Linked DNA regions of Homo sapiens: region 1 is linked to region 2. Evidence: chromatin loops called from intact Hi-C (ENCODE). Cell type or tissue: sigmoid colon. All regions are shown on one strand. Links, peaks and the distances in the headings refer to the core of each region. The heading gives the core; the rest is flanking DNA.

Evidence for each region. A loop is a pair of places that touch in the nucleus more often than their neighbours do. Peaks named below come from ENCODE experiments on the same cell type or tissue, not always from the same donor. Only the 100,000 strongest peaks of a DNase experiment are listed, where the experiment ranks them.
Region 1: it touches region 2 in a loop (3-fold over the local background); 5 of 110 quality-filtered maps call a loop at or near these places.

The regions. Positions count from the first base shown.
Region 1 is chr4:175,996,485-176,007,341 of GRCh38, forward strand. It overlaps a transcript of GPM6A not described here. Among named protein-coding and RNA genes, the nearest start is that of WDR17, 64 kb to the right of the region's middle. In sigmoid colon, for the core only: no CTCF peak of the experiment used is centred there; DNase peaks (open chromatin) are centred at 4,797, 5,047 and 5,917; H3K4me3 peaks cover 2,990 bases.
Region 2 is chr4:175,942,624-175,953,480 of GRCh38, forward strand. LOC107984113 (a long non-coding RNA gene) reads right to left here. Exons shown (of 4, transcript XR_001741924.3): 3 at 5,022-5,075. It also overlaps a transcript of GPM6A not described here. Among named protein-coding and RNA genes, the nearest start is that of WDR17, 120 kb to the right of the region's middle. In sigmoid colon, for the core only: CTCF peaks have their summits at 4,677 (motif pointing right) and 4,879; no DNase peak of the experiment used is centred there.

The DNA.
Region 1 (10,857 bases), core at 2,075-7,074, 54 kb after region 2:
TTCCAGTTTATGACCAACTCCACTCTAAATAAAATGAACAGTACCCTACAATAGCCTTAGAAACTTCAGACTCAAGGGAAAATAAGGAAGATTAGCTGATTTTATTTGAAACTATTTTGAGTGGAGCTTATCCCAGTATTCTACCAACACATTTCCACCCAGGCATGAATTTCCACACTCAAATGTTTTGCTGTGAAATTTTAGTGTGACTGTTTAGATTTCTTCATGTTTCTAATTAAAAATTTAGTCTTTAATCATGTTTTTCTCAGGACTTGTGCTGAGTTTTCAGTTGTAAACCCAATGTGAAGCACACTTAACAAGACAGCTCTTTTAGGAATTAGATCAATTAGTCGGCTACCCTCAATTTCTCCTTTCCTCGTATGAGCTGGCTGCTCCTCACATCAAGGAAAAGCGATGTCCTGGGATTTCTGATGCTAGATCATAAGAATCTTTGCAGCTTCTGCTTGGGTTTTTTGGAACATTCATTCTTGGGATGCTGCCTCTTGAAACCTAGCCACCATTTTGTGGAAAACCCAAGCCACTTCAGGACAGCCCGAGATAAACTCGTAGTCAACAGCTGGCATCAACTGCCAGCTATATATATGTGAGCTCTCTTGGACGACCAGTCCAATCCTGTCTTCAGATGGCTGAATCCCCTGCTGTCATCAGGCTTCCAAGGCAGGAGACTTCAAATGAGGATTGCTCAGCAGACAGTCAGCCCTCAGAACCGTGAATGAAAATAATAAATTGTTGTTTTAATCCACTAGTTTGGGAGATCATTTTATGCAGCAATAAATGCTTAGAACATGACTTTTATCTTCTTCCGCTGAGGTTGGGACTCTTATCAGACTTTGTGATTTTCTAAGGAAAATAACACACTAGAAGCCAAATGATCAAAAGTATTATCCAGTACTCTAGCATCATAAAAGTGTTCTTGATTTGCTTAATGGAAATAGCTTAATCTTATCTTCTTTACATGTTTTTTTTTTCTCTAATAGTTACTGGATCAAGAGCTGAGCTACATAAATTTATAGAACCTTGCCCAACCTTCTCATCAAACAAATGAGGAAACAGGATCCCAGAGATTTATAGGACCCATTCAAAGGCATAAGGGATTATCATCTGCTTCTCCTATTTCAAACCTTGGCTCTTGTACCTTGTTCATAACTGTCTCGAGGGTGTCATAGTTTTCCTGAAAAAAAAGGTATGAGCTCAAGACAATACTGTGTGTCATTATTTTTTGTCTAAATTTGCAAACAATTTTACAGATACTTAACCAACTCCATTGTTACTCAAATTGAGTAAGAGCAAAATATTTCCATTGGATATTTTTCTCTTGTCAAAATGTGTATACTCTTAAATCTAATGTGGAATGTTTAAGTTGTCACATTTCACTGTTCTTATGTTGGGGCATTTAGTACGTATCATGCAGTTGGCATCCTTCTTCAATCAAACAGGATTTATCCTTTCCCTCCCTGTCCCTCAACCAGTACTCCTTATACTCACACTTTCAAATAGATAATTCATTTCATGGGTTTTCCTCTCACTAAAGGTTGGTAACCCTTTCATCTTTGTTTTCCTTTTTGTTCCTGTGTTCTGATTAAATTCTCATTATGTGTTCCTAACATACTAAATATTTGTGTTTAGATGTCTTGCTATTACCTCTTTTTTTTTTTCCTTTTTGTTTGAGACTGAGTCTCTCTCTGTTGTCCAGGCTGGAGTGTAGTGGCATGATCTCGGCTCACTGCAACCTCTGCCTCATGGGTTCAAGCGATTCTCGTGCTTCAGCTTCCCGAGTAGCTGGGATTACAGGCGTGTGCCACCACACCCGGCTACTGTTTGTAATTTTAGTAGAGACGGTCTCACTATGTTGCTCAGGTTGGTCTCAAACACCTGGCTTCAACTGATCCACCCAGCTCGTCCTGCCTCTCAAAGTGCTGAGATTACAGGCGTGAGCCACCGCACCCGGCCTTGCTATCACTTCTTAATAACATTTCAAATATGAAATTAATTTCTTGTCCAAAACATGCAGAAAGTAAACCATTGGGTTTATCCTTTAAATATTCTATCAAGGAACCCACTGCTTCCCCAGTCTTCAAGATTTCAAATTTCTAGACAAAATCTTCTATTCATTCTCTTATTGCTCCATTTCCTAATTTTATAGATTTTTCACTTGACCTATCTCTCATCAATCTTTTGCTCTCCGGTTCCACTGGCTTAGACATGTATCATATTCTATTATTATCATATCATATATATCATATAATATTATTCCCAAACTGGTTTAGGCATATATCATATTATCCCAGGATTACTGTGACAACTGGATCTGTCTTCTCCAACTAATTCTGTTTTAAACAACATTTTCACTAATCTCATTATGTCTTCCCTGCTCAAAAACCTTCCATGACACCCTACCTCCTATCATTGCTTTTAAAAGCTCTCCAAAATCAAATCCCATCCTGTCAATCCAGCTCCATGTCTTACTGTTCCCCAAACACACCTCCTTACTGCCATGAGAAGGAGCTCCTTATTCTACCTAGAACCACTTCCTTTCCAAATGTTTCACATTCCTCCAAGACAGGTTCAGTACCACTCCCATTAAACTTTTCATAATATCTGTCAAACTAAATCATATTCAACATCATTTTTAAACAAAACAGTAATCAATGGTCTCATAGTGATATACATGTAGTCTCATAGTGATATACATGTAGTCAAGTAGAACAGTAAGTGTTGTGTTCAGGAGAAAATGTAAAAATATTCCTGACCTATCTTTCCAATGGGGCCTGAAATTCCACAATTAGAGATTCGCAGGTTAAAGTTCATCTTAAAGTTAAAATGTAAATACTCTTAGCAATGTGTTAGCCCTGCAGTTTTTTTAGTATCAACTATTTTGTTGCATCCTTTCTGCAGAGTGAAATTTTGCAGTGGAGGGATAGCCCTGCTGCATACCTAGAGAAGCCGAGGACATCAATGAGGAAATCAAACAATAAAAGGAAGAGATGCCAAAATTGCAATTTGCCTACTTTGCAAATAACTTTTTTTTTTTTTTACAATCAGCCTTGTGCATTATGGATATGAAGGACTATAAATTATTCAGAATGTTTGATTAACCAATTACTCTCATTCTTCCACAGTGCTAGAGTTCAGATTTCTTCTTCTAAGACAAATGAGAATTGATTGCTACATTCATCCCCAGAACACTATCTTCCTTTCTTTAAGTGATAAATTTTGGTTTTCATGATACCAGGAAAAAAACAAAAACAAAACAAAACAAAAAAACTGGATTCCATTTGTTGGCGCAATCCAGCATTCTCCTACGCTGTTTTTCCCTCTTATCCTAGCCATTTGGACTCTAATGCTAAACTCCCTACCATCCCTACTACCACTAAATAGAAGAGGTTCTGAGTAGTGAAGTTTTATTTTTCATAAGTAAATTAAAAGAAAGAGGAGAGATATGGCCTTAAGTGGCCAAATGTTTTCTATTTCCCCTATGCACTTCCTTCCTGCTTTCCCCACTTTGCCCCTCTTATTGGCTCTTCCTAGTCTCTGGACTGCATACTTGAATCTCTGTCCTGAGTTCTGGCTTCATGCTGTCACTCTCCCCTGCTACAGGCCTGCTCTTTTCTCTATTTCGCTCACCTCTGGCTTCCTCACTTGCTTCCTCTACTTCCATCTAAAGAGAGTTCAGGAATATTTTTAATCTGTCCTACTAGGCCCCTGACTACGTAAGTTTTTGGTGACCTCAATTACAACAGGAAAAATGTTATCCACTTCTGGCAGTAGAAGGAACAAACAAATTTTAGGTATCTGTCAGATTACAGACAGGAAAGAGAACTTCTAAGAGTTACAGACCAAGCTTTGGATCCTGACAACTCAGCTGTTAACTCCACACCATCCCCCACAACAAAATCTTCCTATAATTAGGGATGATTGTTAATTATCCATGGGCATTGAAGCAAAATCCAGGACAAATTGTTTTCACTATAGTAAGGAAATGGAAATTAAAAATAATTAAGTTTGAAATTATGAATACCTTACCTTTGATAGCCAGTCCTCTCGAGCTTGAGGTTACAAGGGTAAATTATGTAATTCTTTCTAGACATTTTATTATGTTGGATCCAAATGGCATTTTAATGCTTTTAATACAGCTAATGAATAGACTACATCAAGTCAATTATTTTGACTTTCCATTTCTGACAGCTTTTCTCCTGTGTGAGCATAGAAACAAGAGTTTATAGGCTCAAGTGGTCAAGTAGAACAGCAAGTGTTGGGTTTAGGAGAAAAATTTAAAATATTCCGGACCTGTCTTTCCAATGGAACACAACACTTAACAACCAAATAAAAAAAAGAGCCTGAAATACTCTCTGCCACACTTGGGAAAATGTTTTATCTTTCTTTTTTAACCTGAAAATACTCCTTCCTTTTCAGAAAACATTTAAAGACAGTCCTTCTTAAGACCATTTCCAACACTGTTTATACAAAGGCCCTAAAAATGGGTCCTTCTAAGACACTTCCAGGGGTCAAGCAAGAAGAGACTATGAAAGTCTTGATCACAGCTAACATTCATAGGCAAAAATGTCCTCAGCTTTCTCTTTTTTCCTTTCTTCCAAGTTGGCTACTGTCTATAAACTCCAGAAATTAGTAGTCAAAGCATCCCCTAACCCTTGAGCCTGTGGGAATACAGGAATTTCAACCCGAGCACGTCAGTCCCCAAGGCCTCCTTTACTCTTGGAGAAATCCCTCACAACAAAGGACAAGGGAGAAGCAAGGGGGAGGGGCGCCCAGTGGACTTGGCTGGAAGAAGTGAGCGGGCTGGGGTTGGAAGAGTAACTCGGGCTGCGGGCTGAACGCAGTCGGCAACCGCGGAAGAGCAGCATCTCCCCTGCGCCTGTGGATACGCCAGTCCAGGGATGGCGAGTGCTTTCTCCTCCCCAGCTTCTCCCTCGCTCTTCGAGGTGACTCGTGGGACCCTGCGTCCTAGTGCTGGGTGTGAATCGGCTATTTCACACCCAGTTCTTCCTCCCCTCCGCCACACGCAGTCACATTCCTGGAGCTATTCCAAGCTGCCTCCGCTAAGCACCGAATAAGCGGACCCTGCCTGGAAACTTGAGCGAAGCTGAACTGCGCCGAACTCCACCGTCCAGTGACCCGAGCCAGTGTGGACGCCCTTTTAATCACGCTGTTTACCCAGGTGGAATTTAGGAAGAATCAGCCTTCAGCCTCAACCTCAAACCTTTTGTGCAAATGGGCACTTCGTTTGGAAAGGGACTAGAAATTGTCCCCAGTCTGGCCCTGCACCAGCACCTTCCTCTGCTCAAACCTGTACAAAGTGGAAGTTTTAGGAAGTTTCCATTTCTCGTGCCCCGTTTCAACTTGCTCCCCAAAGAGAACATGAAAACGTGGGAACTCGGGAGGACAGAGATCTCCCTGTAATCGCCTCGCTATTCGGATCCTGGGTCTCTTAGTCTTTCTTTATTTCCCAAATACCGCCCCCAGCACGGTAGACCGGACCCCCAGGCTTGGGTCCTGGGGCCGGCGCAGAGGATCAGCGCCCAAGCGCAGCCCCCCACCCTCCCGACCCACTGTAAACAGTCGGGCACCCTCCCTCGCCTCCAGGTGCCACCCCATCGCCATCGCCTCTCTCCCAGAAAAAAAAGTCCGGAGACAAGAGGGCGGGGGGCGGGGGACGCCAGGCGCGGGGGGAACAGAGCTGGGAAGGACGCAGTCTGAGGCCGAGGAACATTCATTTTCTTTCTATAATGCCCATTCCCGAGGCCGAGCCTTTGGGCGAGGTGTACGCGCCCGCCCGCGCACTCACCCATGGCCCGAGGTCCTGCTTCTCTGCAGTCCCCAGAGGAGAGCGAGTGACCAGACGCTGCGCGGGGCCAAGTTCTCCAAGCCGCGCTGAGGCTCCTCGCGCCCTGGCAAGTGACAGCCTCGCCCCTCCCAGCGGAGACAACTCGCAGGGCGCCTGGCGACTCTGCGGGCGCACAGACCCCTCCCTCTTTCCACCTGCCTCCTCTGCGAGAAGCCCGTTTTCCTCCCCTTCACTGTGGGTCTCCTCCCCAGAGGCCCCCACCCTGCCCCCTTTCACTTTCATTAGAGACACGTGCAAAGTCTCTCTCCTAAATACATTGAATGCACATTACAGACACACACGTTGTCTCAGCACCCCACAACCGACTCGGTAGCCAAGATAATGATCTCTAAGTGGAGTCTGGAAATAGATTATTCCAAAAGACAGGTTTCATATGATAATTTTATGTTCCCTTGTCTTCTGTGTACCATTTTGTTTCTTAATGATAATAACATTAATAAAGACAAGAGGAAGAGAAAATTCTCCCTTTAATTTATCCTTTGTCATCTCCTCTTTCTTCTACATAAAATATGTTTCTGTAATTGGACAAGGTTATAAAGTTCTAAAAACCATACACTCAAACACACATGCACACACCCTGACATACACACACACACACATCATAATATGCAGAAATCACCTGGAAAATAAACAATTCAATCCAAGAGGCAGTTGATGAGGCTGAAAGAGCACAGGGCTTGACAGTTGAGAGGATGAGTTGTAATCCTGGCTCATTTCCTAATTTGTAAAATGAAGGATCTGGAAAAAGTGATCTCTAAGGTCTCCTCAAGCTAAAAAAAAAAAAAAAATTATATAACTCTATGGGTTATTGACCTAGTTCTTTCAAGAGTCATACTGGAGAAGTTATTTCAGTAAGTCAGTCCCCAAGGTGTACACAGCTTTTTCATGCAAAGCACACCCAAAAGTATACATATCTATGCTGTGAGCAAGTGGAAGAATAAAATAAAATGGATATGATTACTTACCTTGAGGAACATTGCTATCTAATGGGGAAAAGGTGATATGAAAAATAAATAACAATATTTTTAGCAGAATGCATGGATAAATGCAGAGCATATCATTCAAATGCCACATAAACATCTGCACAGCTCTTTCTCACGTAATGGAAGAGGTATACTCCTGGCAGGGGTGTGTAAATGCACTTCAGTTACATGGGAATACAGTTATTCTTATGGGAGGGGAAAGGAAGTAGTCAACAAAAATTAAAAGTGTTCAACATATCATTCAGAAATGCATCACCCTTCTAGAAATTGACTAACATGAACTGTGACTGTAGCAAAGCATAACACTAATACATTTGTTCAATAAATATAAGTTGCTGGCTCACACTTGTACTTCTGGCACTTACAGAGCCTGAGGCAGGTATATCCCTGAAGCTCAGGAGTTTGAGATCAGCCTGGGCAACATAGTGAGACCTCGTCTCTCCAAAAAAATAAACAAAAAATTAGCTTGGTGTGGTGGTGCACGCCTGTAGTCCCAGCTACTTGGGAGGCTGAGGTGGAAGGATCACTTTATCCTGGGAGGTTAAGGCTGCAGTGAGCCAAGACTGCACCACTGCACTTCAGCCTGGACAACAGAGTGAGACCGTGTCTCAAAAAAAAAAAAAAAGATAAGTGATAGATTTTGGAGATTGATTCATAAGCTCAGTTTTAGGATCACCACAAGCAACTTACAATCTATCTCCTGAAGACTTATTCAAAATAATATTTGAATTCTAAAAATTAGAACTGTTTTTTGTTTTTTTCCCATCGGATTCTATGATAATCCTGAAATACAAAATAATAATTATAACATAAACTGAGTACAGTGTGCTAAGTGTCAGGCATTGTACTAAGGGCTTCATATTAGCTAATATAATTCTCACTAAAAAAGGAAAATACTGTTATCCCCACTTTACAGATGAGGGAATTAATCCACAAAGAGATTAAACACTTGCCCAAATTCTCATAATAAATGGGAATGCAAAATTCATACCCAGGACAAAATACTCCAGAGTTCATGATCTTAGTCAGTTAACCACATTGTTTCTCAGTATCCAACTGGTTTGCCACATGCTTGAGAAAGATGGTGATATCTTCCAACAATAAATATAATTCATAATTTTTTTTTTTTTTTTTTGAGACAGAGTCTGGCTCAGTCACCCAGGCTAGAGTGCAATGGCGCCATCTCGGCTCACTGCAAGCTCCACCTCCCGGGTTCATGCCATTCTCCTGCCTCAGCCTCCCGAGTAGCTGGGACTACAGGTGCCCACCACCACGCCCGGCTAATTTTTTTTTTTTTTGTATTTTTAGTAGAGATGGGGTTTCACTGTGTTAGCCAGGATGGTCTCGATCTCCTGACCTCATGACCCACCCACCTCGGCCTCCCAAAGTGCTGGGATTACAGGCGTGAGCCACCATGCCTGGCCTAATTCATAAATATTTTTAACATTCCCAGTAAAATATATGAAATTTAGAATACACTAAAGATACAAATCATCATATACTGGCTTTTAATAATCAAAATCATGATGTTTTCTTTCCTTTGCCTTATTATAAGTGAATAGATCAAAATGTTGATGTTGAATTCATTTATCTTACAGTGATGATGTAAATGGTGTCAGTATCCTAGATCTCAGGTATAGAGAGGCCATTATCTCCCCTGAAATCTAACAAGTTACATAATTTTATATGGGATTCAATAAACATATAAATTAATTCATTATCTTACTTAGTACATTATTTTTTTACTCTAATTATCCGGTATTTCTGCTTTCTCATTCCTGTCACCTAATTGTCCATCAAGTCCTAAGGTTCTGTTTCCAAAATATTCTTCCCATTCATCCCGCATCTTCAGTTTCATTGCCTAGACCACCTTTTAGCAAGTCCTGTGGAAATATAACTAACACTTCTTTTTAAAAACGGAGATACTTACCAACCATGGGACTCAAAATTAAGGCTTTAGCTAAACTTGTAAAATTCTGAGATGAATATAAATTTTTCTTTTCTTTTCTTTTTTTTTTTTTTGAGATGGAGTCTCGCTTTTGTTGCCCTGGCTGGAGTGCAATGGCATGATCTTGGCTGACTGCAACCTCTGCCTCCCAGGTTCAAGCGATTCTCCTGCCTCAGCCTCCTGAGTAGCTGGGATTACAGGCATTTTTTAGTAGAGACGGGGTTTCACCATGTTAGCAAGGCTGGTCTCAAACTCCTGACCTCTGGTGATCCACCCACCTCTGCCTCCCAAAGTGCTGGCATAAGCCACCGTGCCTGGCTAGAAATTTTTCATGACATAACCTTGTTGAAGCCAAGGGAAGACTTCCCCTTTACTCTCTGAAAGTTCACTGAAAATCAACTGAGCAAAGATGGATAAATAGGAGAAATGGCATACAAATTTATTAATGAGCACAGAGAACCATAGAGTGATTACCTCAACCCCCAGTGGGGTAGCAAATCTTATATATTCCATCTTGAGGTTACAGAAAGAATTGGGGCTTTTATCATGGCAAAATAGGATACGGTGGCAAGACAGCTTATGGGAGGGGGAGAAGAGGAGCCCGGGCTTGCAAAGCTGGTCTTTCTATGCAGATGAAACCTTGCAGGGCTCAGCCCACACCAAGAACACAAGGTGAATGTTTCTTTCAGACTTTTAAAGGTGTCAGACTCTCAGTTAATCTTTCCTATATCCAGACAAAGGAAGGTCTCAGAGAGGGCCTGGCTGCATCAATGCAGGTTTTCTCTACTGATGCGAATCTCCCCCCACAAAAGGCAGCTTTTCAGCTATTCTTGAATTTCCAGCTTTTCTGAATAGTTTTCTTGAAATATGTCAAGAAAATATATTTGGAGAGGAAATATTTTAGTTTCCTTCTGTTCCCCTTTGGAAGTTTTTCTTTAAGAAAGTTTCACTTATTAAAGGCAAGGTTGATAACTTTGGAAAGATGTGAGTTAAAGGTTGCTATTTAGGAGGCAGGCAAAGGAGGAGAAAAACAAGTTAGGATAAGCAGAAAAGAACAAATTTAAATATGTTATCTCATATCTTCTCGAATCAGCCTCTTAGTCCTGAGAAAAGTTCAGTTGAGTTAAACAGCAGGGTCCCATTCCAGGAGGCGGCATGGCAGATGGGCTTGACCTCCATATACAGTGCAGACAAACAGATCTTTAGTAAGAGGCATTTCTGTAGAAACATAAAAAAAACAAAGATTAATGTCTGGAGTAGTCTATAAACTAATTTTTCTAGCATCTCTGAAGCATCTTTAGATGGCAATCTGACAGATTTTTCTGGATTGTAGTTCGAATCAGGTATTCAAATGAACGTTCGGCAGAGTCCAGACATCAATAGGCATGAAGACTGTTTGTATGTAAGTTTCTCTAGTGATTTCCCTGAAAGTTTATATCATGTTATCTAGTTTTAGTTTGCAGAGCTTTAAAAAAAAAAGCATGTTTTTAATTTCTAGTGATTTCAATTTAGAAAAATGAGAGAAAAATTTGAAAACCTTAAAGACTTGTAGCCAGAAAATAATTCAGAATGCAGTCCAAATTGTAGGCAAATAATAAAAACTTAAAAACAATGGACAAGGCTAAAATCCAATAACAGGCATACTATAGTTTTCTTCTGAAACATATGTTTCTCTCTGTAGTCCCCTAGGTCTACCAAAGATAAGACATAGTAAGACCAATTTATTTGCAACATAAGTTTTACTCCTATTGTAATTGGCCTAATTATTTGCACAAAGTGCAGTAAGAACAGTGATTGGCTATATGACCTTTTTTAAAGTTGGCTTTGCTGGAACTTTTACATAAGGAATCTCACATTCGATTTTTAAAAACCTCCCAAGGCTGGGAAGCCAAACCATGGATTTGCTATGAGACTGTACCCAATACCTGTATGAACTGGGTACATTCCCCTTTTCTCAAGGATTCCAAAATATCTTGAGGTTCCTGAAGCTGCCAAAAAGTGACATTCTACTTGCTGCAAAGTCAGGAACCTTGTAAGAGAAC
Region 2 (10,857 bases), core at 2,158-7,157:
TAAATAGGGAATCCACTCCCCATTGCTTGTTTTTTGTCAGGTTTTTCAAAGATCAGATGGTTGTAGAAGTGTGGCGTTATTTCTGAGGGCTCTGTTCTGTTCCGTTGGTCTATATATCTGTTTTGGTACCAGTACCATGCTATTTTGGTTACTGTAGCCTTGTAGTATAGTTTGAAGTCAGGTAGCGTGATGCCTCCAGCTTTGATCTTTTTGCTTAGGATTGTCTTGGCTGTACAGGTTCTTTTTTTGTACTATATGAAATTTAAAGTAGTTTTTTTTTCTAATTCTGTGAAGAAAGTTAATGGTATCTTGATGGAGATAGCATTGAATCTATAAATTACTTTGGGCAGTTTGGCCATTTTCACTATATAGATTCTTCCTATCCATTAACATGGAGTGTTTTTCCATTTGTTTGTGTCCTCTCTTATTTCCTTGAGAAGTGGTTTGTAGTTCTCCTTAAAGAGCTTCTTCACATCCCTTGTAAGCTGTATTCCTAGGTATTGTATTCTCTTTGTAGCAATTGTGAATGGGAGCTCACTCATGATTTGGCTCTCTGTTTGTCTGTCATTGGTGTATATGAATGCTTGTGATTTTTGTACATTGATTTTGTATCCTGAGACTTTGCTGAAGTTGCTTATCAGCTTAAGGAGATTTGGGCTGAGACAATGGGGTTTTCTAAATATGCAATCATGTCATCTGCAAAGAGACAATTTGACTTCCTCTATTCCTATTTGAATACCTTTTATTTCTTTCTCTTACCTGATTGCCCTGGCCAGAACTTCCAATACTATTCTTGAATAGGAGTGGTGTGAGAGGATATGCCTGTCTTGTGCCGGTTTTCAAAGGGAATGCTTCCAGCTTTTGCCCATTCAGAATGATATTGGCTGTGAGTTTCTCATAAGTAGCTCTTATTATTTTGAGATACATTCCATCAGTATCTAGTTTATTCAAAGATTTTAGCATGAAGAGATGTTGAATTTTATCGAAGGCCTTTTCTGCATCCATTGAGATAATCATGTGGTTTTTGTCATTGGTTCTGTTTATGTGATGGATGATGTGTATTGATTTGCATATGTTTAACCAGCCTTACATCCCAGGGATGAAGCCAATGTGATTGTGGTGGATAAGCTTTTTGATGTGCTGCTGGATTCGGTTTGCCAGTATTTTATTGAGGGTTTTCGCATCGATGTTCATCAGGGATATTGGCCTGAGATTTTCTTTGTTTGTTGTGTCTCTGCCAGGTTTTGGTACGAGGATGATGCCGGCCTCATAAAATGAGTTAGAGAGGAGTCCCTCTTTTTCTATTGTTTGGAACAGTTTTAGAAAGAATGGTACCAGCTCCTCTTTGTACCTCTGGTAGAATTCGGATATGAATCTGTCTGGTCCTGGGCTTTTTTTGGTTGGCAGGCTATTAATTACTGCCTCAATTTCAGAACTTGTTATTGGTCTATTCATGGATTTGACTTCTTCCTGGTTTAGTCTTGAGAGCAATGTTCAGAAATTTAACCATTTCTAGAAGCTTATTTTCATTTCGATAACAAGTAGCAGACAATAATAGATTTAAAATTATGTACCAATGTCTTTTTCATTATATGTGGTAATAAAGTGCCAAAAAACAAGCTACAAGCTGTTTGTGGCCTAAGATATGCAAAGAATTAATTTTTGTGCTGGCATATACTGTAATTAGAAATTGTTCTGTGCATCATGATTAAACCAGTAACTATGGTAACGAGAGCAGGAAAGCATGAGTGCAAAAGGAAACAGCCCGAGTAAGTCAGGGATAAGCTGCATTTCATCTTTCTTTTTAAGTGTTTGTAATAAACAGAACTATCTATAAAATGCATACTGATTTTTATTCCAATTCTTATCATTCATTTACATAGATTAAAATACATTATTCCTTGAACATATACACACACGTACAAGACAGAACAGACACAGATTATTACCACATATGGAGAGCATACAGCTCTTAACAGTATTATCAGGGGAATACCATTACAATCTCTGCACATCTCCCTCATTTTCATAGGGCTGTATGAAGAAAATGACGGAGCAGAACACTCAAGTAAGAAATCTACAGTTTCTGGCTTTTGCCTTTTGGCCACAAATTTTCAGCAAAACTGCTTGACTCTTAGTGGCATGGACGACAAATTCAGATTAGCAGGCAACAGACATGAATACAAAGGAAACCAGCGCAACACTATTCCTAATAATGCGTTTTGTAGGCTTTACCGACTGCAGTCTTCAACAGACATAAATACAGACGTCTCAGTTTCAGAGACCTCGAATCATTAGTCTTCATGTACATTTTTTTGTTTTTTGTTTTTTGTTTTTTCGGTCCCCAAACCATCAAGTGGTATGAGAAATAATTAGAGCAGTTTCAAAGGAGAAGATCAGTCAAAACTGATTAAAGGTTTAAAAAGTAAGCCTTTTGAGAAAAGGGTGTTTTTTAAAAAAAATTATTCATTGAGGCTAGAAAAGACTCTGTGACGAAGCCAAGTACGTGAGTGTGAACAGCAATTATCTCACTACGGAAAACAAAGCAGAATGAAACAATATAAATTTCAGAAAAACAATCTTAATTTCTGGAATAACTTCTTACTGTACAGATATAAGAAACTGCACGTATCACTAGATAAGCTGTGTAATCTAATTGAATTTATTAAAGGAGATGAACAAGCATCATGTTCTTGTTTAGTACAAACAAATATTTAATTTAGTGTTTCCATAGTAGAGTTTCTCTATAAAGAATTGTAAAACTTTTTAAAACCCCATCTGAAACAGAAATAAATACCACCTGGTATCACTTATAAGTGGGAACTAAGTAATACGCACCCATATTACTCAGTTGTAAATAATACACACCCATATTACTTAGTTGTAAGTAATACACACCCATATTACTTAGTTGTAAGTAATACGCACCCATATTACTTAGTTGTAAGTAATACGCACCCATATTACTTAGTTGTAATATAACTTATAAGAAACATGTTATATAAGTTGCAAGTAATATAACTTATAAGTAATATAAGTTATAATATATGTTATAAGTAATATAACTTATATTACTTGTAAGTTATATTACTTATAATTAAGTAATACGGGTGCATATTACTTACAACTCAGTAATACGGGTGCATATTACATACAACTCAGTAATACGGGTGCATATTACGTACAACTCAGTAATACGGGTGCATATTACGTACAACTCAGTAATACGGGTGCATATTACGTACAACTCAGTAATACGGGTGCATATTACGTACAACTAAGTAATACGGGTGCATATTACTTATAACTAAGTAATACGGGTGCATATTACTTAGTTCCCACATATAAGTAATGGACATAGAGAGTGAAATAATAGACACTGGAGACTTAGAAGACTAAATGTGTAATGTACGCTATTTGGATGCTAGTTACATTAGAAGCCCAGACTTCACCACTATGCAGTATATCCACGTAACAAAACAGTACTTGTACCCCCTAAATCTATAAAAAATCTATAAATTTATAAAAATTAAAAAAATTAAACTTCATTCGAATGTAAAGTTAATGAGGAAGTTAAATTATTTCAAAGATTACAAATTGAGTATCAACTAAGACAAGGCACCAAAAACAACTGAGTGTTTCAGGAAAATTTTTAAACAAATAACACTGATTAGTTAATGTTCCTATCATCTTCCATTCATTTATTCATTGTGCCAACCAATATCAAGCACCTGCCTTGTGTGAAGCACTGTTCTAGGGTCTGGGTCACAATCATGAAAAGATGCATAAATCTCTGTGTCATGTAGCTTCCATTCTTCTAAGGGAGACAGACAAAAACTAGTAGAAAATAAATTACACTATTTAGATGATGGTAAGAGTTCTGGAGTGAATAAATGGGTGATGTGATGAAGATGAACTGTCAAAGCCTACTTTTCTAGGTGGGTCAGGGAAGACGTTTTTGAGGCAGGTGGTCCATAGAAGCCAGCGATGTGAGGCAGAGCATGTCAAGAACAGGGAACCGCAAGCACAGCTGTGGAGTGTCCGAGGGATAAAGATGGCAGCAGCCCAAGCACTGTGGGCAAGGGCAGGGCAGGACGATGCCAGGCTACAGAGGTGGGCAGAGGACAGACAATTGGGGCCTGGTAGAGCATTCTGGGGCTTGGATTTTTAAAATGCCTTTATCCTACCATCACATTTCAGTGTTTCTGATTTGGGGAGTGATTTATAAGAAAGGTGCCTTTAAGAAAAACCAAAATATGCTTATTCACGCACAACTTCTGCTCAACTTCCTGAGAGGAAGCCAAAACTGGAGATTACTGCTGTACTGGAAGCCAGATCAAAAAAGAAAGCAAAATCATTTAAGAGCCTGCATTTGAAAATGCTTCATTTATAGGATGAAATGAAGTGTGTGTGGCTTTCTTATTGCTTTCTTCAAGCCTAGATATATTAATCATCATCTTCATTAAAATCCATTTGATGCCATAAAAGGACCAAATAATTTTCTTTCTAATTTTCAGAAACTGAGTGCTGTTATATAATTTTAAAATCTAACTACAGAGTCTTTAAAAAAAAAAAAACACTAGCTCGAATTTCCTCAATAATTCTGGCTATTCGTTTTTCAATTCTTATGTGTTTATTTTCCATTTGAACATTTAGCATTAGAAAATCTTCCTGTGATTTCCACAGCAACCACTAGAGGGAAAACTTCGACTGAAGAAAGTCATTTAAAGACACTATCTTAATAATATTTCTTAAGTACAATATTAAGTATAATATTTCTTAAGTCTAATATTCTTAAGAATAATATTTAAGTCTAACATTCTTAAGAATAATATTTATTAAGTGTAATATTCTTAAGAATAATATTTCTTAAGTCTGAAGAACTCAAAAATAATGATGTCTTCAAGATAAAATATTATAAAAGCACATCATAAATCCCACATGCATTTTCAAGTTATTCCTGATAATAATGAGCATTTGTGTTGTAATACGTATTCTGCAAATGTTCTTGCATTCATTACCTCATTTGTTTCTCCAGATGAATGGCTAATAGAGCAGGAACTATGATCACTCAGCTAAAATAAAAAAACACAAATAATTTAACCAAAGACACCCGACATTTTAATTGCACAATCAATATTACTACTGAGGGCTGAGTATATTTTTCAAGTACACTATGTTGTCTCCTCACTACTTTTTTCAAAGAAAATATGAAAATATTGTGTTCTCAATTTCCTCATCATATTCTAGATTTTTTAGTAAAATACCTAGAACACAGTAGGCACTTGATAATTAGTGAATGTATGCATGCATTCATATATGAATAAAAAGATGAATGAAGGAACAAAGCCCTACTTTTTTTCTATGCAACACTATATGCCAACATAGCACCTAGCAATAGCAATAGCAATAGCAATAGCAATGTGTTTTCCAAACACATCCCATTTCAGAGTTAGTAAATGCAGAGGACACCTGAAGATAATACTTGCAGCTTAATAAGTGCTACAGAGAGGACATGTTTTTGTGATTTTTTGCTCCAATATTATGATACCCTCATGTTATAGACAGGATGTGTCCCCCTGAAAGTTCACATGTTGAAATCCTAACCCTCAAAGTGATGGTATTAAGAGGTGAGACCTTTGGGAGGTAATTAGGTCATGAGGGTGGAGCTCTCATAAATAGAATTAGTTTCCATAAGAAAAGACATGAGAGAAATGATTTTTCTTTCCTTCATAGAAGAATACAATGAGAAGATGGCCATCTGTGGGCCGGGAGGAGGGCCCTCGCTGAGAACCTGACCATGCTCACACCCTGGTTTTGGACCCCCAGCATCCAGAACTCTGAGAAATAAAGGTTTGTTGATTAAGCCCCACAGTCTATTGTATTGTGTTACAGCAGTCCAAACTAAGATGCCACATCTGATTCTACCTCCTTTACATTGTTTGACTTTTGAATATTTGAACTCTAAAATTATGATCAATCCATCAAACTTTATATAATTCATTATCGTAACTCAAAAACACAAATATATCATATGGGTTAATACAACCACATAAGAAATCAGAAAATGCTAACTGGAAGTGAGAAGAATTATAATTGTGATTCTGTCTTTTCCTTCTGCAGGAATCCTGAAACACTGGCCACAAAGTTATGCTATGGACTCATGCCCCTACGCAGTAAAATAACAATGTTAATACTAACTTACTATCAATTGTTACTAGATTGAGCAAAGAACAATCATTAAAATGCCATAGATCCTTGAAAACAAGCAATAATTTCCTGATAAAGATGAGATACTTTTCTTATTCTACCAACAAGACTGCATTTGGTGGTAAGTGTGTGTGTGTGTGTGTGTGTGTGTGTGTGTGTGTTGGGGGGATGTGGTGGAGGGATGAGGTAGATTTGGATATCTCTTTTCCCACAGTTGAATTCCCTTCCATGCAACTAAGAAATCAAAAAAAGCTCCTAAAATGAGTAGCTAACTTAAACATTCACAAAATATTTTTAAAAGAAATACTCAGAAATATCAAAAGGAGTTATCCATGGGTAGTGTGATAAGAAGTAATTTTAATGTTCTTTTTATGTTTTTATGTAATTTCTCATTTGTTTGCAATGAAAATATGTATATCCTTTTTTAACAATTGGGAAAGTTTTTTCACTAAAAGTCAAGTTTGTTTATTTTTGTTGTTGTTTTTGGTGGTGGTGGTAGAGACAGGGTCTCATGGCTGTGTTGCCCAGGCTAGTCTTGAACTCCTGGCTTTGAACTCTTAACTGCAAGTGATCCTCCTGCCTCAGCCTCCCGAAGTGCTAGGATTACAGACCTTAACCACAACACCTGACCAAAAGTCAAAGTAATATAAATTTTACATTACATCTTAAAATCATCATTAACTGTGTTTGGCATATATTTTATGTAAAACAAATATGAGTTTGTTTGATTTTTTATCTAAGAAACTAAATAATCAAGGGCTGTTAAGCTGAACCATAGCTAATACTCCTTGCATCTTCTTATCAAGAGCTAACTTTAGTAAAGATTCCTTCAAATCAGTAAATAAATGAGGTTGTCTTTGGCTGATACTTTCAGAGTCCTCAGAAGTTTGATTTTAAACTCATGAAAAAGATAAAGCTGAACCGACAGGCTTTACAGTCTTGTTCATTCTTCACATTTAGTACATTCCTTGAATAGATGGTATTGTCAACAGCTTGTTTAAAAATTGTCTGATATCTGCGCTAAGTTGTTTGGATGACAATTCATGAAACCAAATAGAAAATAAACACTGTAGCCTTATGAGTTCTCACCACATATTTTCAATAAATTTTACAAGTTCATGAGTGAAGAAAGATAAAGTTCTTAGTAATCAGACAATGTATAAACACCAATGGATCACAAACATTTTTGTAAAGAAAATAAAGTAAGGACACCCTCAAAAAATCCTAAAAGCACACAAAGTTCTCCATTAAGAAAGCAATTCATTTTGCAATGAATATAAAGGGAAACAAAATTATATACACTTTGACAAAGTTAATATATTTCTTTCTACTGTATTGTGATATTTTAAGAACTCTATGGCCCATCCAAATGCAGATGTGTAGTTACATCATTAGAAAAGAATAAATAAAACTTTATTAGCTATGGGTCTAACAGAGTCTCAATGAGACATAATAGATGTTTATTTTTATTCAATTTTTTTACATTATTTTAATGGCTTTATTAATTAAAATAATTACAAAAGTGCCATTGATTCCTAAGACAAGACATTCCAAGCACATAATATGTTCTATACAACTGGATATAATTTTGAAATGTGAAAATAAGAATATAATACTTGTGAATTATTTCCAACTTTCAACAAAACTTAAATATTCCAGGTTTAACCATGACTTTCCAGGAAAGGAATTGCAAGATGATGTCTGGTTATTGAAACGTGCTTCAAAAGTGGAAAAAAGTAGCTTTGGGGGAGTTTTTACATTTAACTTTACTCTCAAAAGAACCTAGGACAATCTGCTGCAGTCAACAGATTGGGCAGTGCTATTTTTTGCTGTGCCTGAGTGTGCTGGCAGGGGAAATGAGGGGACAAAGTCCTCACTTACATTTAGAGAAATGTATTATTTTCATGAAAGTATTTTTAAATGACACACAATAGTTCTAAATGTCATGATATTTCTTGTCACCTTAAATGATTAATAGCAAGAATTCTATTATTCCTACAGAAATTATCAGCCATAATTTCAACAATGTTAATTTCTGAATTATCAAAAATATTTAGTTGAGTAAGAAAGTAGAGCTCTGAAACTAAAAATACTTACAGGAGCAGAGATAATACTAAATGTTAAAATATAGTATTTGTAAGACTTTTTTTTTTCTCCCATGAATATTTAGAAAGCCTTTTTGGTTATTTCAGGCTTCTGTTATACTGAATGCCACCCATTCCAAGTGACCACTGGGAAAGGGAATTTCATCTCTGCAACCTAGAAATTACTACTCTTAAATACAACACGTCGATAAATAATTGGAAAGCTTCATCTATCATCCTGCCTACTGAACTCCCCATGGAATGAAAAACGTCACCTTCTCAAGATGCTTATCTGCCCAACTGACCCTGTAACAAGCCATTTTTCTTTATAAATAGTATTTCATGTGAAAATACTACTTTTAGTAGGAAAAATGGGTGGAAGAACCATACATTATGATTTTTTAAATCTGTGGATATAGAAGTGAAGATGGAGATAAAACAGTAAAAATAGATATTGATTCCCATGATGTCCATATGATTAGGCCATGAACAGACAGAAAAGGAAAGAGAGAGGATAGAGTTGGACAAGCACTGGCCTATAAGTCCGAAATTTCTGGATTCCATCCTCATTACCTCTGACGGCGAAATAATCTCTTGAGGCTTCAGTGTCCTTAACTAAAAATGAGGGGAATACCATCTACCTTGAAAGGCTGTTGAAGCAATGAGGCTTTAGGCATTTAAAGCAACTAGAATACGCACAGTTAATAAGTAATAGCTAATAAGAAATATGAATGAATTGCAACAATTTTCTGAAAAAATATCTGGATTTATCCCAGAATTATATAGCTTTATACAAGTCAAGGCTTCTTCACATTTATATTACCTGGGTAGTTAATGGTATTGGTTAATGCGGAGCGTGTTTGTGAATGAGATAAGACTTAAACTGGTAAACTTTTCATAAGCAGATTGCCCTGCATAATGAGGTGGGCCCCATTCAATCACTTGAAGGCCTGAATAGAAAAAAAAAGACCAGCTTCTCTGAACAAGAGGGAATTCTCCAGCAGTCTACCTTCCAACTTTCCCTACACCATCGGCTCTCCTGGGCTTGCAGCCTGCTGGCAGCCATGCTGCAGACTTTGGACTCACCAGCCTCCATAATCATGTGAGTCAATTCCTTATGATAAATCTCCTTCCACACAGACACACATTCTGCTGATTCTCTTTCTCTGCAGAACCATGACTAATACAGTGATATTACAAGGCCCAGGTGACCAAATATCTCAGAGACAAGTAACTAAAACAAATACCTCAGAGACAAGTAACTAAACTTTCCTTTTCAAGAGTCAAAAATCTGTTTGACTCTTGAGAGTCTTTGACTTTTGAGAACATTCTTTTATGTTTGAAATATTCAAGTTAAGATACTATATTCCTTAAGAAGCTAGGAGAAGTTCGTTTCTATGTACACTTCAAAGCTAGATGTCCAAGGAGTCTAGTGGAGTTCTAAGCTGCATAATGGATTCCCATGATGGATTGTAGCTTAAGGTAGTGATCTCAGAATGGATGTCCCCAAAGCAATGGAATTAACATATTATTCAGTTATTTTCCCAGTTGCCCATTGTAACAAGGAGCGGAGGCTACAGTACCTCCACCTTCTTAGGGTAAGGATTGTTGTAAGAAAAAATTTTAAATTCTTCCATTTAAGCAACATGTAACTAGGAATATTAGAAAGCATTAATCCATTCACTCATTCCAGAGATATTTTTGTGTACATCTTTCCTGAAAATTTTTGTAATACATTTTGTCCCAGAGCCCACAAAATCATATAATAAAATAGATAATGAGCCATCCTGTCCACCAATGAGTCCAGTCCTGGTGTATTACAATGCCCAAAGAAAGCAGAAATCCGGTGGGGGCATGGGAACTTGGGCCTGTAATCTCAGCACTTTGGGAGGCTGAGATGGGAGGATCCCTTGAGCCCCACAGTTCAAGACCAGCCTGAGCAACATGGCAAAACCCCATTTCCACTAAAAATATAAAAATTTGCTAGGCATGGTGGCGCATGACTGTGGTCCTGACTACTTGGGATTGCTTGACCCCAGTGGGTAGAGGCTGCAGTGAGCCAAGATCACACTACTGCTCTCCAGTGTGGGCGACAGAACAAGACCCTGTTTTTAAAAAAAAAAAAAAAAGGAGAGAAAAAGAAAAGAAAAACAGAAATCCCCTTGCCTTAAAAGTTAAATAATGGGAATGTTCTACTTTGATTCAAGAATAGAGCATGCATGCATTCTACATATCTAAAATCCTAAATTTTATAAAACAAATAAAGAAATCAAAGGGCAGGGAAATTTTATTCTATATCAAACTGTTCCAAGAATTTGATAGTTTTTGAAGCTGAAAAACCTATAAATACACTGTGTTGGAACCTCGGCTGTATCATGACAATTTTCCACAGAGAAGTAGTCTAAGGGAAAGTAATTTGTGTAATAGATGTGAAAATGACTCCGGAAATAGCATTTGCAGACCTAAACTGTATCCATTTTAAGATATGTAGTACAAAGAATTAGGAAGAATGCACTTTCTAACCACAAAAAGAGTAGCCAATTGCCTGTAAAGCAGTGTATGG